Regions from separate parts of the Homo sapiens genome. Here region 1 is linked to region 2. Evidence: chromatin contacts called from ENCODE Hi-C or POLR2A ChIA-PET data. All regions are on one chromosome and are shown on one strand. The core of a region is the stretch at or near the end of the contact, and the rest is flanking DNA. Distances in the headings are between cores, read along the strand shown.

Evidence for each region. Hi-C counts contacts between places; a loop is a spot of excess contacts on that map. ChIA-PET counts read pairs that join two places held with the same protein, here RNA polymerase II (POLR2A). Pooled maps may share reads with other maps.
Region 1: a loop to region 2 is called in a pooled map, with 2.6 times the contacts of the local background. The contact joins the promoter of USH1G here to the promoter of NHERF1 in region 2. A Hi-C loop is called at or near these places in 4 of 50 pooled maps. POLR2A ChIA-PET finds 5 or more read pairs at or near these places in 2 of 52 experiments (Caco-2 and K562).

Annotation. Positions count from the first base shown.
Region 1 is chr17:74,921,586-74,924,514 of GRCh38, reverse strand. USH1G (USH1 protein network component sans) reads left to right here and starts at 1,260. Exons shown (of 3, transcript NM_173477.5): 1 at 1,260-1,605. The coding sequence starts at 1,442. OTOP2 (otopetrin 2) reads right to left here and starts at 242. Exons shown (of 7, transcript NM_178160.3): 1 at 182-242. RefSeq lists a silencer at 123-306.
Region 2 is chr17:74,747,281-74,750,086 of GRCh38, reverse strand. It overlaps NHERF1 (NHERF family PDZ scaffold protein 1), which reads right to left and starts at 1,459. Exons shown (of 6, transcript NM_004252.5): 1 at 800-1,459. The coding sequence starts at 1,240. It overlaps SLC9A3R1-AS1 (SLC9A3R1 antisense RNA 1), which reads left to right and starts at 220. Exons shown (of 3, transcript NR_187307.1): 1 at 220-1,024; 2 at 1,160-1,514; 3 at 2,544-2,806. It overlaps MIR3615 (microRNA 3615), which reads right to left and starts at 1,474; the gene lies at 1,388-1,474. It overlaps RAB37 (RAB37, member RAS oncogene family), which reads right to left. Exons shown (of 9, transcript NM_001006638.3): 9 at 2,752-2,806. RefSeq lists enhancers at 396-1,021, 2,310-2,806 and a silencer at 1,226-1,915.

The DNA.
Region 1 (2,929 bases), core at 11-2,510, 170 kb before region 2:
GTTCCTGACCCGCAGGGTTGGGGCTTCGGGTGCTGGAGGAAGCGCTGGGAAAGGGGAAGAGAAAATGCGGAACCTGCCCCTCTCGCTGGATGGGAAGAAAGGAGAAGCGGCAGCACCCGGTTGGACCCCTCCAAGGTCCCCACTCCCCAAGTCCGACTGCCCTCCGGCCCGGGGCACCCACCTGGCTGGGCTTGGAGCCGGCGCTGAGCTGGGGGTCAGGGGACGGCGAGCGTCTCCTCTCTCCCACGCCGAGATGGACAGGCGCTTTATACCCAGGAGGACAGGGTGATTTACAGCTGCGGGAGTTTGGCTCCATAAAGCTCTCAGTCCCGCTCACATGATCCATCTTTCTCCAAGGTGAATTTAGGGAAGAGCCCGCTGGAGCCAGATAAGGCAAGATTCATATTTACCCTTTGAGAGGCGACCCCACTCCGTCACCCCGGTGCGGCCAGGCTCGGGCGCGGCCCCGCACTGCGGCACCTAGAGGGCACCCCGCCCCTGGTGCCCACCGCGCCCTGGCGCGCAGCATTCCAGGCGCCCAGAGCCCCGAGAGCTAAGCTCAAGAGACGTCCAAAAAGCCTGCGGGCACCCTGACGCCCTCCAGCCGCGGCGCACCCTGAATCCTGTGCTCCTGTGCTCCTGCCTGGGATGGCAACCCCAGTTCCCCTCTCCCCCACGGTCCTCGCAGTGATCCAAGCTCCCCTTTCCTCTATCCCACCGCCCTGCCCGCCCCCGCCGCCGGCCCGCGCTCCGTTGGACTCCGGGGCTTGGGTGCGAAGTTCCACGCGGCACGCGGAGCCGCTGCCAGTCCTCCAGCGCCCCCTGCTGGAGTGCGGTCGAGGGACTCCGTTCAGGCGGCGGCGGCCTGGCCCGTCCCACTCGCTGACCGAACCGCGGTCGGTCACGGTGCCCCTTCTTAGGTCCACTGTCCTGGGGCTCAGGACGGCTCCCCCACCCCGCCCTCCGGCACCCCTCCCCAGCTCTCGGTTCGTTCCACTGACAGGTGGAGAAATACGGAGCCACAGCGCCCCAGGCTCTAGTGAGGACAGATCTCTGACTGTCCCCGGACTGGGCGTCACAGTGCGCGGCCCCGGGGTGGGCACTTTTGAAGAGGAGGACAGGGCCTTGCGTGGGTCACCCTCGTGTATTGAGGTGCATGCAGGGTGTTTAGGACCCAGGGGAAGACCGGGGGCGGCTCCCTGGACAGCGGGAGATTTCGTCCCCCGCCCCCTCCGCCCCCGCCCCCGGGTGAGCGTTTCAGATGTCTTGGTAGTCGCGGCTCTGGCGCTCCGCACCCTCCGTCTGCGGCAGCGGGGGCTGGCGGCCCCGGCCCCTGCCCGGCCCCGTCCTCCAACCTCATGCCTCAGCCCTAATACCGCCGCCCTCCCCTGCGGGGGGCCTTTCTCCGTGTCCCCCGCCCGCCCCGTCCACTTCGGGCGCCATGAACGACCAGTACCACCGGGCAGCCCGGGATGGCTACCTGGAGCTCCTCAAGGAGGCCACCCGAAAGGAGCTGAATGCCCCCGACGAGGATGGCATGACCCCCACTCTCTGGGCTGCCTACCATGGCAACCTCGAGTCGCTGCGTCTCATTGTGAGCCGCGGGTGAGTACGCCCCACCCAGTGCCCTTGAGGCCCCTGAGACCACCCCAAACTTCCTCGTCCACCACTCCTCTGAGCTGCCTCCTTCCCCTGCAGACAGGCGGACCCTTAGACCCTGGCGTTTGTGGGAGAGACACATGTTGAGGGGACCCAAGCGGAGGCATCTGACACTTGTTAACACTTGTGACCTGGATCTGGGGCTAGGAGGGGAGAAACCGGGATTTGGGGGTTCCTGATTATGGGGGGTTGCTGCAGAGTGAGGGGAAGGTGGGAGAGATCCCCTGGCTGGGGTCCCCCTGGAAGCAAGAGTGAGGGGATAGTGAGACTCGGAGAGAAGGTTAGGAAGTCTCGAGGGGCCAGCAGTGGGGGCTAGAAAGGGAGGGGTCTCCACTGCCCACTCTCCAGCCTTGATCCAAAGGGCTCTGCCAGCCAGCACCCACGTTCTCCGGCAGGCTGGTGTCACACAGCGCTTGCCCTCAACCTGCTCATTTTGGGGATTTATGGACACTGTCCAGGGCGCCAAATGTCACTGATTCAGCCACTCCATTAACTCTCTCCAAGTCCCTCCCCCACAGCCGGGCACAGCTAAGCAATGGTGGAGGCTGTGATGTGGTCACCCTGAAGGGGCTTCTCTTCCCTCCCCCTCCCTTTGGAGTTGTCCTGGGTGGGGGGGTGGGCATACAGTGCAGGTGTCAGTGCCAGGGAAGGGGCCTGGAGGTGGCAGTTGAGCCACCTCCAGGACCAGAGCCACTGATATGGGTTCCTTGGGGCTAAAGTCAAATGACTGTGACCAACTCCCTCAGCCCCAGTGGCTTTATAAAGAGAAGTCAGGTTGGTCTGGGCATCAGGGCAGCCTGGACAGGACACCCCAGGAAGGTTGATATGAAGTCTCAGGTCATGGGAGAGAGGGCCAGGGGCTTAGCTGGCCCCGGTACCAGGTACTGGCCAGTGCCTGAACATGTAGTAGGTGCTGGAGACCCCTCCTTCTTGCCCTCTCCTTGGGCTGCTCCTTGGGCCCAGCATCAGGTGGGAGCAGCCTTGAAGCCTGGGCAGCTGAACCATGTCCCGTGAGGCCAAGGCTGGCTGGCCCTTCCCCACCCCAGGAGGGCACACAGTGACACTGTCCCTGCCATCCCTTCAGAGAGGCTCATGAGAGGAGGGGAAGAGGGCTCCCCTTGGGTACACCAAGCCCCAACTCCTCCAGAGACCAGGATTGGTGTTTGATGGGTTGTGGGTTGGGTGCTGGCAGGTCCTTCCCACACTGGCCTGCAGGACTTGGCGGCCAGGAGGGGAGGCCCAGGAAGGGGTGTGTGGGGAGCTGTTGAGA
Region 2 (2,806 bases), core at 210-2,709:
AGGAGCTCTCTCTCCTCCCCATGGCCATCTTTTTCTTCTTCCAAGGTCTTTCCCCTTCCCTCCCAGATACAGTTCTAGGCGCTTACTCTTCACATTCCTGAGAATCGTAAATCCTCTGAGGTGGCAGAACCACCACTCCGAGATGCCTTGGCTCCTCCTCCCTGCCAGGCAACCCCCACACCGCCCTGAGATGGTGGGGCTTCCTCTCCCTTAGAAGTCACACAGGACTCCGGGAGGATGAAGTCCAGCAGGACTGAAGTTCAGGACACACACCGGCGGGCTGCGGAGAGGGCCTCCTCGCGCCGGGGCTCCACACAGGAGGAGTAATGCTATTCCTCTAGCTTTTGAAGTAGGAGTGGCGGGCGAAGCTGGCACCTCTGGGGCGGAGAGCCCTTTCTCCCCGGCCCATCTGCGGACTGGGGTGAACGAGGAGAGGGCACCAGGGAAGGAGCAGGATTGGGGGATTCCGAGGAACGGGAGCAGACACCCACAGACCCGAGGGAAGGGGGCTGGGTTCCCCTGCGCCGCCCTCCCAAAGGCCAGGGAACAAGAGGTGCAGGCGGCAAAGGCGCTCAAGCTCCCAGCACAGCCTGGGAAGGAGAGGAGGTCGCGGGACGCAGCCCCAGGCCTGCCTAGGATGTGTCAGGGCGCCTGGTCGGCGGGCGGAAGCGGTCTCCCCCTCGCAGCTCGAGTTTCAGAAAAACGACGGCGGGCGCGGGGCTGGACGGCCGGGGCACCTGGGTCTCTCCGGATCCTCCTCCCACTCCATGCCAGCCTGCGCGGCTTGGGCCCCGCTTACCTGCTCCGGGTGGCTCTTGTCGGCCTCGCGAGGCTCATTTTCGTTGCCAGCCCCCTGCACCTCGGCGGCGGCCGGCGGCTCGGCCTGCCCCGGCGCTTCCTGGGCGCGCAGCAGCTCCTCTCGGACCTGGACGCCGAGCTTCTGCAGCTGCTCGTCCGTCTCGGGGTCGACCACCAGCAGGCGCACGGCGTTGAGTGCGGCGCGGATGCGGCTCACCACCTGCTGGTGGGTCTCCTTCTCCACGTTTTCGCCGTTCACCTCCACCAGCCGGTCCCCCGCCAGCAGCCCCGCCTTCTCGGCCGGCGAGCCGGGCTCCACCAGCCGGATGTACTGGCCCAACTTGCCCTTCTCCCCGTGCAGGTGGAAGCCGTAGCCGTTCGGACCCTTCTCCAGGCAGCAGAGCCGGGGCAGGGGCGCCCCGGCCGCTGCGTCCGCGCTCATCTCGCCCTGCGACGGGTCAGCGGCGCGACTTGGGGTTCCGATGGGGACGGGACGGGACGGCCCAGCCCTTCTTCCCGTCCAGCGAACCGGGAGCGCAGCAGAGAAGCCCTGAGCCGCCGGACGGGCCAAGCAAGCAGGTGTCCCAGGAACCGTCGGCCGCCGCGAGCCGCGAGGAGCCGAGAGAGGACCACAGACCAATCCCCGCCCCGCGCGGCGTCTGAGCGTCCCAGAGTCCGCCCCGGCTCCTTACCCCGGGGGCGGGGCCGCGCTGAGGGTGGGGACCTCCGCGGGCCAATAGGGGGCTGCAGGCCTGGGCGCTCCGGCCGGGTGAACGGCGCCGGCCATTGGGAACGCGCGGGGCGGGGCCTGCGCTCGGCGCGGCGCCCCGCGGCGGGCGAAGACTAGCGCTCAGGAAGTGGAAGTGTTTGTTACCGAGCGGCCGGCGCTGGGGTGGCAGGGGCGGGGCTCGCCGAATTCCCGGTTCTGGGCGGGTGGGCCCGCCGGCTCCGGCCTGGTTTCCCCTACCTGTGGCGGGGAGTGAGGAAAGCCGGCCCTCGGGTAAAGGACCCTAACTTTTTTTTTTTTTTTTGAGACGGAGTCTCGCTCTGTCGCCCAGGCTGGACTGCCGTGGCGCGATCTCGGATCACTGCAACCTCCGCCTCCCGGGTTCAAGCGATTCCCCTGCCTCAGCCTCCCGAGCAGCTGGGGTTACAGGCGCGCACCACCACGCCCCGCTAATTTTTGTATTTTTAGTAGAGACGAAATTTCGCCATGTTGGCCAGGATGGTTTCAAACTCCTGACCTCAGGTGATCCGCCCTGGGATTACAGACGTGAGCCACCGCACCTGGCCAACGTTTTAACAGCCTTTAGCCAAAGCCTGGGTGCAGCTCCAGTTGAGAGGGAGCGGCTGTTGCCGGGGCAACTGCTCCCGCTCGGGGCAGCGAGGGCCGGTCAGTCTCGAGAATTAAGACGGAGGGCCTCCTCGGACCCTACAGAGTTGTTTGAATAACATTTTTCCGTTTGTGGGAACCCTAACCCTAATCCACTTTGTGCTGTCCCAGGACTCGCATAGAGGAGTGCAGGTTCTGATCCCTGCTGGGAAGGTGAGGGCTCCGCGGAGAGCCTGGGACCTCGAGGGGCAGCCCGCTGAAGACAGGCCATCTAGGGCAATAGCGTGGGCTTTGGCAGCAGCGTTTGGCTAGGGAGGTGGGGTGGGGAGAGGCAGGACAGACTCAGGTAATCAACCTCTGGGTACACGCCACAGGGAAAGGAGCCTTGGTTTTTTTTTTTTTTTTCCAACAGAAAAATGATTAGGACTGTAAAGCCTTCTAGCTCCCTCTTGCCAAAGAGAGGCTGGTCACAGAGGCGGGAGACAGTCTGTTGAGCGGGGAGCTGACCATCTGAGGACAGACACTGAGGAAGGAGGATGGAATGATTTTGGCAGTGAATGACAATTCCTTCAACAAGACCCCCCCCCCCCACTCACTTCAAAGAAACAGTGGACAGGATGTGCTTTCCAAAATACTGCAGTTTAATTCTGAAAAACTCAAATGCAAGAGGCCCAG